Regions from separate parts of the Mus musculus genome. Here region 1 is linked to region 2. Evidence: chromatin loops called from intact Hi-C (ENCODE). Cell type or tissue: heart. All regions are shown on one strand. Each heading gives the region's core, and the rest is flanking DNA. Links, peaks and the distances in the headings are about the cores only. Region 1 holds the start of Sae1 (SUMO1 activating enzyme subunit 1). Region 2 holds the start of Ap2s1 (adaptor-related protein complex 2, sigma 1 subunit).

Region 1 (5,375 bases), core at 228-5,227, 350 kb after region 2:
TGTTAAAACAGACAATGCTAACCATTGCATCAGCTCTATTCCTTTTGGAAATCATTTTATTATATTTGTTTTTATTTCTTTAGTTGTGTGTGTGTGTGTGCACATGCTTTTTTGTTTGTTTTTGTTTTTGTTTTTGGTTTTTGGTTTTTTGAGACAGGGTTTCTCTGTATAGCCCTGGCTGTCCTGGAACTCACTCTGTAGACCAAGCTGGCCTCGAACTCAGAAATCCACCTGCCTCTGCCTCCCGAGTGCTGGGATTAAAGGCATGTGCCACCACGCCCGGCTTACACATGCATTTTTAAAAAAGATGTACTTATTTATTATATGTAAGTACACTGTAGCTATTTTCAGACACACCAGAAGAGGGGCATCAGATCTCATTATGGATGGTTGTGAGCTACTGTGTGGTTGCTGGGATTTGAACTCAGGACCTCCGGGAGAGTAGTCAGTGCTCTTAGCTGTTGAGCCATCTCTCCAGCTCTTGGCTTTTCTTGACAGTGTTCTCTGTGTAGCCCTGGCTGTCCTGGAATGCTCTCTGTGGACCAGACTGGCCTGAAACTCAGAGATCCTCATGCCTCTGCCTCCTGAGGCATGCACCACCACTACCCTGCTAAGTATTTTTAATTTTTTTGACGATTCCATACATACACATAATGTTATCCCATCATAGTTGCCAGCCCTCATTATCCTCTTCTATCCATTTCCTTCTCCCATCAATTGCTCTTTTAATAAACAACCACTAACTTCCAAGGTTTTTGGTATTATTTTATTTGTGAGTGCATGTGAAAGCGTGTGTGAATGTGTGTATCTCTCTCTCCTCTCTCTCTCTCTCTGTATATATTTAATTACGGTTGCTTTCAAAAGCATTGGTTGAGGAAGTGTTGTTATCATTTACAATATTGTGTGTGGTGTATGTGAGCTTATCAGTGTCTCATCCAACCTGTGGAGGTCAGAGGATAACCTCTAGTGTCAGTCTTTATCTCCCACCTTGAATAAGACCACATCCCTTTTTTGTTTTGTTTTGTTTTGTTTTGTTTTGTTTTGTTTTGTTTTACAAGACAGGGTTTCTCTGTGTAGCCCTGGTTGTCCTGGAACTCACTCTGTAGACCAGGCTGGCCTCAAACTCAGAGATCTGCCTTCCTCTGCCTCCCGAGTGCTGGGATTAAAGAGTGAGTTCCAGGACAGCCAGGGCTATATAGAGAAGCCCTGTCTCGAAAAACAAAAACAAACAAACAAACAAACAAAGAGTTCAAAGCTGGGGCTGGAGAGATTGCTCAGTGGTTAAGAGCACTGGCTGCTCTTCCAGAGGTCCTGAGTTCAATTCTCAGCAACCACCTGGTGGCTCACAACCATCTCTAATGGGATCTGATGCCCTCTTCTGGTGTGTGTCTAAAGACAGCTACAGTGCACTCACATAAATAAAATTAATAAATAAATCTTTAAAAAAAAGAGAGAGAGAGTTCAAAGCTGGGGCTGGCGAGATGGCTCAGCGGTTAAGAGCACCGACTGGCTCACATCCCTTTTTCATTGCAGCATATACCAGGCTGGGGGAGTCTGTCTTTGCTTCCTATCTCTAGGTGTGAGTGCTGGGATTGAAGACATGCTGACTACCAAATCTGGCTTTCTAAAGAACCAAATTTAAATCCTCACATTTGCAGTCCACTGGTTGGTCTGGAGCTGCTATGTAGATCAGCCTAGCCTCAACTCACAGATCCACCTGCCTCTGCCTTCCAAGTGCTGCTATTAAAGGCATATTAAAGGCATGTGTAACCATACTGGGATTTATTCTAATTTTTTTTTTTTTTGAGGTAGAGTCCTGCTATGTGGTCCAGACTGGCTTTGAACTCTGTTTTTTTTTTTTTAAAGATTTATTTATTATTATATCTTAGTACATTGTAGCTATCTTCAGACACACTAGAGGAGGGCATGTGGTTGCTGGGATTTGAACTCAGAACCTTTGGAAGAGAAGTCAGTGTTCTTAACTGCTGAGCCATCTCGCCAGCCCCAGCTTTGAACTCTCTCTCTTTTTTTAAAGATTTATTTATTAATTTTATTTATGTGAGTGCACTGTAGCTGTCTTCAAACACACACCAGAAGAGGGCATCAGATCCCATTAGAGATGGTTGTGAGCCACCAGGTGGTTGCTGAAAATTGAACTCAGGACCTCTGGAAGAGTAGTCAGTGCTCTTAACCACTGAGCCATCTCTCCAGCCCCAGCTTTGAACTCTTTTTTGTTTGTTTGTTTGTTTGTTTGTTTTTGTTTTTTGAGACAGGGTTTCTCTATATAGCCCTGGCTGTCCTGGAACTCACTCTGTAGACCAGGCTGGCCTCCAACTCAGAGATCTTCCTGCCTCTGCCTCCAGAGTGCTGGGATTAAAGCTCTGGGCAGCCATCATCACCCAGCATCAGCCTTGGTTTTTGACCCAGGATATCTTCATTGGGATATGGGTTTGTTGGTTAGATAAGTGTGGGTCTGAGCAAGGCCCAGAAAACCTTCTCCCAAGTGCTGGGATTACAAATCTGCACTACAAATTTGTTTGTTTGTTTGTTTTGTTTTTGTTTTAAATAGGAATATAGATATTAAACTCAGGCAAGCACTTTACTGAGCCATCTTTTCAGTCCTTGACGGTTTTGAGACAGGATCTCATTCGTAGTAATTCTCCTACTTCAGCCTTGTGAAGGCATGAATGCTGGGATTACAGGCACGAGCTCATAAATTTAGGTTTGCTTCTGTTAACAGGATCTCATGTAACCCAGGCTGGCCTTTAACTTTTGATTCCTTTCACTTATTTTTGTCCAAAAGCTGTGATTACAGGCATAGCCCACCATGATCAATTTGAGTCTTGCATCTTACATAAGGATTTGAGAATGTGTCAGGAGAGGAGAGGGCAGAGAGGAGTCCTTCCTCTTTTTCTGTCCAGGAGGAAAGTCTAGCTTTCTTTTGTTTTATTTTTTTCGCCTCAATAGGTAGTGAGCTCCATGTGTTGTTATTTTAAAGTAGTATCTTTATTTCACCACACCATCGATGCTGGAATCCCGGTGACAACTCGATCCAGATCCGCTTCATAAATGACCGCGTGGACATCCTCGAGGAATCAAAACACCCGCCACTTTTCTTTTTTTTTCTTTTTCCTCTCCGGGATTGATTGGCGTCTCCATCACGTGATGGGGCAGCGAGCGGGCCTTGGAGTCTTCGGTATCCACGTGGTCTCCCGCAAAGCACGGAGGTGGCACTGCGCAGGCGCGGCTCTCTGCGCAGGCGCAAGCGCGTCCCCGGTGCACGGACTCGCTGCTGGCGGTTAGCGAGAGCGGGAGCGGGTGAGCTGAAAGCCGGCGCCATGGTAGAGAAGGAGGAGGCTGGCGGCGGCGGCGGCGGTGGCATCAGCGAGGAGGAGGCAGCGCAGTATGACCGACAGATCCGCCTGTGGGGACTGGAGGCCCAGAAGCGGTGAGGGGCGCCGCGGGCATCCTGCGGGCCGGCGTGTGGGCCCTGAGGGAGTGGGTGCGGCCCTGTTGTGGAGCGGAGGCGGGATTGCTGCACTTGGGTTTCCTAGTGCTTCAGAACTGACGAATGGACGGTGTTTCTGCAAAGTACCGGAGGTGGAGATGTCCCCTGTGTAGTATTGAGAGTGTCCTTGGAGGAGGCGGGGGAGAGGGAGGATTTGAACTTGAGGCTCCCTCGGTGTCAGTACCTGGTGATGGTGGGATTTAGGTGAGGCTTGTAGGGTCTAAGTGGGGTGAGCATTAGTGCAAAATAGGGGGGTGGCGGGCTGAGCTCATTAATTTCTATGCATGGGAACCTGTGTTGGACGCCCTGGGGACTTGACAAACCCCACAGGCTCCTCTAGAGGAGTGCTTGAGGGCAAGTCCTGACAAAGGGACCCCTGGAGAGGCGCAGAGTGGCCCAATTTATTCAGCACACAGCTACAGACGTTGGGTTGTTTGTTTGTTTGTTTGTTTTTCTTTCCCCTTCCCCCAGACCAGGTTTCTCTCTGTGGCCCTGGCTGTCCTGGGCCTCGCTCTGTAGACGATCTCAAACTCAGAGATCTGCCTGCTTCTGCATCCCGAATGAGTACAGGGATTAAAAAGGCACGTGCCATCACGCCTGGCTTCCTTAACATATTCAAGTTATAAATTATATTTTGTGGGGATATGGTTGTTCATATTTTTAATTCTAGTACTCCTGAGGCAGAGGCAGGAGTATGTCTGTGAGTTCGAGGTTAGTCTGAGCTATGTAGTTCCAACACAGCCAGGGCTACCACAGTGAGATCCTGACTCAAATCAAAACAAACTCCAAAGGTAATTGTTTTTATAGCTTAGGCTGGCTTTGAACTTGCAGAGATCTTACTTGTCTTAAGTGCTGAGATAAATACATGCATCATCACACATTGGCTCCCTAGGCATTTTTGGGGGGAGCATTTTTTGGGGGAGAGGTTTTAGAATTTTATGTTTTGACTTCTCTGTACGTTTTCCATGGTGTTGATGTGGATGCCAAAGGACAACTTTGTGAAGTCAGTTCCTTTATGTAGATTTTTGAGGTCTAAACTCAGGTTGCCAGGTGTCCCCCAGGCATTTGAGACAAGCACTTTACTTGGTGAGGCATCTTACTTGGGCTCCTTGAGCATTTTTTATTGAACTAAATAGGCTCCTTCCCAACTTGAAGCTTATGTTTTGATGGGGACTAAGAGCAATATTCATAAATAATAAAGTTCCATAGTGATAAGGCTCTAGGGTAGTGTCGTACATACACCTGACATTGCAGCACTTAGGAGGCTGAGGATGGAGGAGTGGGCTCAAAGTTAATCTTCAGTACAGAGTAGTTCAATGCCATCGTGAGTTGTACAGGGACACCTAACCTCAAAAACCAAAACACGGGCTGGTGAGATGGCTCAGTGAGTAAGAGCACCTGACTGCTCTTCTGAAGCTCCGGAGTTCAAATCCCAGCAACCACATGGTGGCTCACAACCATCCATAACGAAATCTGACACCCTCTTCTGGAGTGTCTGAAGATAGCGACAGTATACTTACATATAATAAGTAAATAAATACAATCTTAAAAAACAAAAACACTGTCAGGCATGGTGATACAAGCTTTGATCCTATCAGAGGCAGGCTAGGTCTACATAAACACCCCAATCAAACCAGAAAGCTGGACATTGTAATCCCAGTATTCAGGAGGCTGAGGAGGGAGGGAGACACCATATAAGCAAGATGTGTTAGTGCATGTCTGTAATCTTAGCCCTTGAAAGGTAAGTGCAGGAAGATCAGAAGTTCAAGGCCTTGGCATGGTGGCATATACCTTTATTCCCAGTGAGCTTTAGGCCACATGATCTACATAATGAGACCCTTACTTTTAAAGTGGGGAGGGTAGGACC
Region 2 (5,375 bases), core at 146-5,145:
TTAGAGGTTCAAAGGCAGCCTGGGATATCTACAAGATCCTGTCTCAAGGAGAACAAAACAAACAAAACAAAACAAAACTGCTGGTGAGCTGGTTCAGTGGGTACAGGTTGACAAGCCCAAAGACCTGAGTTTGATCCCTGAGATCCACATGGTGGAAGGAGAGGAATGACTGGGCAAGTCACTTCTGACCTCTACATACGTAACGTAAAATGAGAATAAAAAAACAGGAAAGACAGAGATGTAGTTCAGTGGCAGGAGATGTACTAGACTTACAACCATGTACAAGGCCCTGGGTTTCATCCTCAATACAAACAAACAAACAAACAAAAAGGGAGAGAGAGAGAAGAAAGAAGAGAGAGAGCCAACTCGAGAGCGCACAGAACGGGAGGAAGAGAAAGGAGGGAAGGAGAGAGAAAGAAACCACAAGGCTGAAAATTTAGCTGAAGGTAAAATACCCAAGCAGCATGCCCAAGACCCCAGGTTCAATCCTCTACCGGGGTTCAATCCTAGGTACTGAGGGGGGAAACGGAAAGGGGAAAATCAGGGCTCAAGGGTTCCCTGCTGGGAAGCCTAGTTTGAAGCCCTGTCTGTCCAGTCATATATGCTCTTGCCCATTTTACAGATGACAAAGCTAAGACCCATAGTTATCACAACCAGAAAGCAGAGCTAGTTCCTCCAAGTCTTTACCCTGAGCCCTGGATTCTTTACTGGCTTCCATGGTCTTTCCCGAGCCTCATTCTTCCCTCAACCTATCTGCCTTATTCAACCTAAGCAGAAAACCACAAACAGGATGTTACATGCCCCTTCCAAGAACTACTTCTGCTGAGCCAGGGAAACCCAGGAAGGGAAGGGGGTGGGCACAGGAGCAGAAGGGAAGAACAGCTGGAAGCAAGGCTGAGTTAAGCCCTCTGTGTCCTACCCCACTTCAACCAATACTTCTTTCTGTTTCCCTCAATGAGAATCGTTTCACTCCTGGGAACACATCTGAGCAGCCCCTAGTCCCTACATCCATCCCTCTGCTGTACCCTCAGGGAGCCTCCCGACCACCTCCCCACATTGTTCGTTGTAACCTCCATCCCCCTGACCCCAGCACCTTTGGCCCCGACTCCGGGAAGCTTCACCTGTCCTTCATTACAAGCACCCCTTCTCCCTGTCCAAGGCTGGCCTCCCTTTTTACAAAGGTCGCATCGAACCTCCAAGACCTCTACTCACCTCCTGTTCTGACATCCCCCTCCCAAGTCTTCTTCTCCAAGTCCCTATCCAAAGAACTCTTAGTTCCAAAAGGCCCGTCTTGGAGGTGGAGGTTCCCCTAAATCCAGTGCTCAGCCCTTCTCCCAAAGCTCCCCCTCCTCAAATGTGACGCCTCCAAGTCTACTCTGCACCCCGGACCTCTCCTCTGTGGAACATTCTGTTCAGTTGCTCCCCATTTTCTTCTAGAATCCACTTTCTACTGCTACAGCCCTCTCTCCTCTTGCAGCAGCCTAACTCTAATCCTACAGGGGCTAACTTCCGGCCTCCAGGGTCCTCTTCTTCCCCTGGAGAGCATCTACCCTGGCCATATCCAATTTGCCCCAACACTAGCTCTCCTTAAAACCAGCTCCTTCCTTCTCATAAGGAACCCTCTCTACCCTGTCTGTAGAGTCTCTGGTTCTTTTCCATCATCCCTTCCTCATCTCCAATATCTTCTCCCGCCTCTGTGGTTTCAAAATCACCCCCAAATGTCTCCCACCAAGGCAGTCCCTCCCCTGGACACTCCTTCCCCTCCAAATCCTTTGCTTGGAACCACAAGCACACCCCGCAGCGCAGCATCCAGCCCCTGATCCCCATTCCTGACCCCAATCCCGAGAACCCGCGCCCGGCCCGGATCATCCGCAGCAGGAGGAAGCTTGTCACCTCCAAACCGAAACCCCGGGGACCGTACGTGAACCACCCCCCTCTGCCTGTCCCCGGTACGACGCTCCCCCCGTTACCATGGCGACCCCTGTCTGGACCCCAGAGGCCCGGGTCCCGCTGTAACAGGGCGGCTCCGGCTCTGCTTGCAGTTGTGGGGCCCAGGGCTAGAACTGACTTCCGGCAGGAGAACCCGCCTTCCTTCTCGGGCACGGCCCTCTGGGAGTTGTAGTTTAAACGCACGCGTTGGCAAGGGTGGCCCCGGTCTAACGCCTTCCCAGCATGCTCTGCGACTGCCCTTTTTCCTATCAAGAGACCTAGTCGCCAAATGCGAGTACCAAATGCATTGTGGATGAAGGACTCTGAATAAGGACAATTTCCATAGGTTAAAAGTAGACTGAGTGAGCGTTGCATTTCGGGAAATGTGGTTCTAGTGCTCCTCGATCCCAAAGCTACCAGCAAGGACATGCTGGGAATAGTAGTTTTTTCTTTTCAACTTTGCTTTAAATTATAACATATAATGTGCTTTGATAATATTTCCCCATTATTATTAGCTTACTTCTTTCTCCTCCACCAAAACCCTTTCTTCCCCAAAGTGTTCCTTTTTTCATGTATGTTTTTCTTGCGGAGCGTGTGACCCACGGCATTGATCTGGGGTTGCGGATGTGAGCGTTACTTACTTGGGCATGGGCATCTTTTAACAGAATACACTACTGGGAATATGACCCTCGCACCCTCGGCGACTGGTTTTTAATTTTTTGCTTATTTTATGTATTTGAGTTCTCACCTGCATGTAGGTAAGTCTATAGTATGCCTGCAGTGTCCACAGAGGTGGAAGACAGCATAAGAACCTAGGAACTGGAGTTTGGGAGCCGAATCTGCTAGAGTAGCAAAAGCTCTTAAACACTGAGTCTTCTCTCCAGCATCTCAATCCGTGCCCACCTGTGGTGAAATGCTGATGGGCCTGGTCTCCTACAGGCCTTGAGCAGTAACTCCCAGCTGCTGTAAGGTTTGGCATCATCTCTGTCACGTTCAGAAGGCATGTTTCACTCTTCCCTCCAGTGATTTTTTTTTTCCTTTAAACTCGGGTTTTAAAAAAATATTTATTATATGTAAGTACACTGTAGCTGTACTCAGATACTCCAGAAGAGAGCATCAGATTTCGTTACCAATGGTTGTGAGTCACCATGTGGTTGCTGGGATTTGAACTCAGGACCTTTGGAAGAGCAGTTGGTGCTCTTAACCGCTGAGCCATCTCACCAGCCCCTAAGCTCAGGGTTTTATGTATCCCGGACTGGCCTAGGACTAGCCTTGTAGGGGAGGATCAGTTGGAGTCCTGATCCTGCAGCTTCTGCCACCAAAGGGGCTACAGTATAGGCATATGCCACCACACCAGTCTTAGGAAAAGTAGGTTATTTTATTTTATTTTACTTTTGAGACATGGTTTCTTATGTAGTCCTGGCTGTCTTGGAACTCACTCTGTAAACCAGGCTGGACTTGAACTCAGAGATCTGCTTACCTGGACTTAAGGTATGCACCACTGATGCCCAGCAGAAATAGTGTTAAACAAGTCATTACGCTGTGGACCTAAAAATGTAACTAACTGCCTTTCTATGCTTACGCAGTGCTCTATTTAGTTGAGCTTAGGGATGTAGGTTTTCTCATAAATATAACTACATATGTACATAAAATAAAATAAAGATAGGAATTGGGCTAGACACAGTGTCTGTAAATCCATGGAAGTGTACTGGTATGGATTAAGGCTATCCTGTACTATATAGGGACTCTCTGGCTAGCCTCGACTACAGAGTCAGACTTTGTCTCAAAATTCTAAAACCTGAACGAGGCAAATAGGTCAGTGGATAAAGACAACTGCTGCCAAGCCTGACGATGACCTGTGTTCAATCACTAGAACCTGTATGGAGGAAGGAGAGAACTGACTCTCTCCAGTTGCCCTCTCCAGTTGTCCTCTGACGTACACACAAACTCTCTCTCTCTCACGCATACACACACACACACACACACACACACACACACACGCAAACACACACACACATAAACACCACTAACATACATATACAAACACACACAGAAACATAGAGGATAAATTTGAAAGATGTAAAGAGAAAAGTAAGGAGAGAAAGTCCTTGTGTTGTCCTCTGATTTACACACACACACACTCTCTCTCTCTCTCTCTCTCTCTCACATACATACACACATGCACACACTCACACACATGCACACACACATGCACACACACAAACACATACACAACACTAACGTACATTCACAAACACACACAGAAACATAGAGGATAAATTTGAAAGATGTAAAGAGAAAAGTAAGGAGAGAAAGTCCTTGTGTCACACTCACACACACACACACACTCTCTCTCACACACACACACATGCACACACACACTCACACACACACATGCACACACACACACACTCTCTCACACACACATGCACACAAACACATGCACACACACAAACACATATACAACACTAACACACACTAACACACACACAGCACTAACATACACACAGAAGCACAGAGGATAAATTTAAAAGATGTAAAGAGAAAAGCAAGGGGAGAATGTCCTTGTGCGTGTGGGGCTCTTCCTGGAATAAGCCCCAGCACCAATGAGCATGGAAGAGAGCCCTGGTGGACCTAAGCAGGTGAGCTGCAGGAAGGTTTCCCTCCCAGGTCTGGTTGGTATTCTCATTTTATACCCTAAAGCCACAAGGTGGGGCAGTGGAGGGAGAGTTTTAGGGAAGCCTGTGTGGCTTCAGTGGCAGGGCAACCACCCAGGTTGTTTGAGCTGTGTCTCCAGGTTATTCTGTCCCAGGTGGTGAGTGATGTCACACTTACTAATTAAGCAGTACAGACAGCACTTTAAGTGAACCACTGAACAAGCGGATAAACCTAGTAATTGGTCCTGTCTCCTCCCTTTCTCTTCGTCTACATCACTTACGAATATGTCCTGCAGAAAGCGGTTGGTACTCTGGCCTGCCAGCTGCTCTTCTATTGCTTTCCTTCTAGTTTTGATGAAGCTGGACGGGGAGTTTAAGATGCGTGGTCCAGTGGGGCTGGAGAGATGGCTCAGTGGTTAAGAGCACTGACTGCTCTTCCAGAGGTCCTGAGTTCAACTCCCAGCAACCACACGGTGGCTCACAACCATCTGTAATGGAATCCTATGCCCTCTTCTGCTGCGTCTGAAGACAGCTGCAGTATACTCATTAAATAAGTAAATAAATAAAATAAATAAGTAAATATGTTCCTAATAGAAGAGCCAGCACCCTCATCATAAGCAGCCCCATAGCAGAGGCAGCCAGGCTCCCGCCCCCACCATGTTGTCCGTATTTACTCCATGGCTCTCCTGTACTTTTTGCCTCACTTTCCCAGTAACACACCTTTGGCGATTCCTCATACGATTCCTGAGTAATTAGCATAAAACAGCATTCTTTATTTTAAATCGTGGA

What was found. Peaks named below come from ENCODE experiments on the same cell type or tissue, not always from the same donor. Only the 100,000 strongest peaks of a DNase experiment are listed, where the experiment ranks them.
Region 1: it touches region 2 in a loop (2.2-fold over the local background); 2 of 42 quality-filtered maps call a loop at or near these places.

Annotation. Positions count from the first base shown.
Region 1 is chr7:16,385,714-16,391,088 of GRCm38, reverse strand. It overlaps Sae1 (SUMO1 activating enzyme subunit 1), which reads left to right and starts at 3,193. Exons shown (of 9, transcript NM_019748.3): 1 at 3,193-3,448. The coding sequence starts at 3,339. In heart, for the core only: a CTCF peak has its summit at 3,088; a DNase peak (open chromatin) is centred at 3,228; H3K4me3 peaks cover 2,118 bases; H3K27ac peaks cover 1,535 bases.
Region 2 is chr7:16,735,134-16,740,508 of GRCm38, reverse strand. Ap2s1 (adaptor-related protein complex 2, sigma 1 subunit) reads right to left here and starts at 2,065. Exons shown (of 5, transcript NM_198613.2): 1 at 1,971-2,065. The coding sequence starts at 1,973. In heart, for the core only: no CTCF peak of the experiment used is centred there; DNase peaks (open chromatin) are centred at 881, 981, 2,188 and 2,558; H3K4me3 peaks cover 2,233 bases; H3K27ac peaks cover 1,550 bases.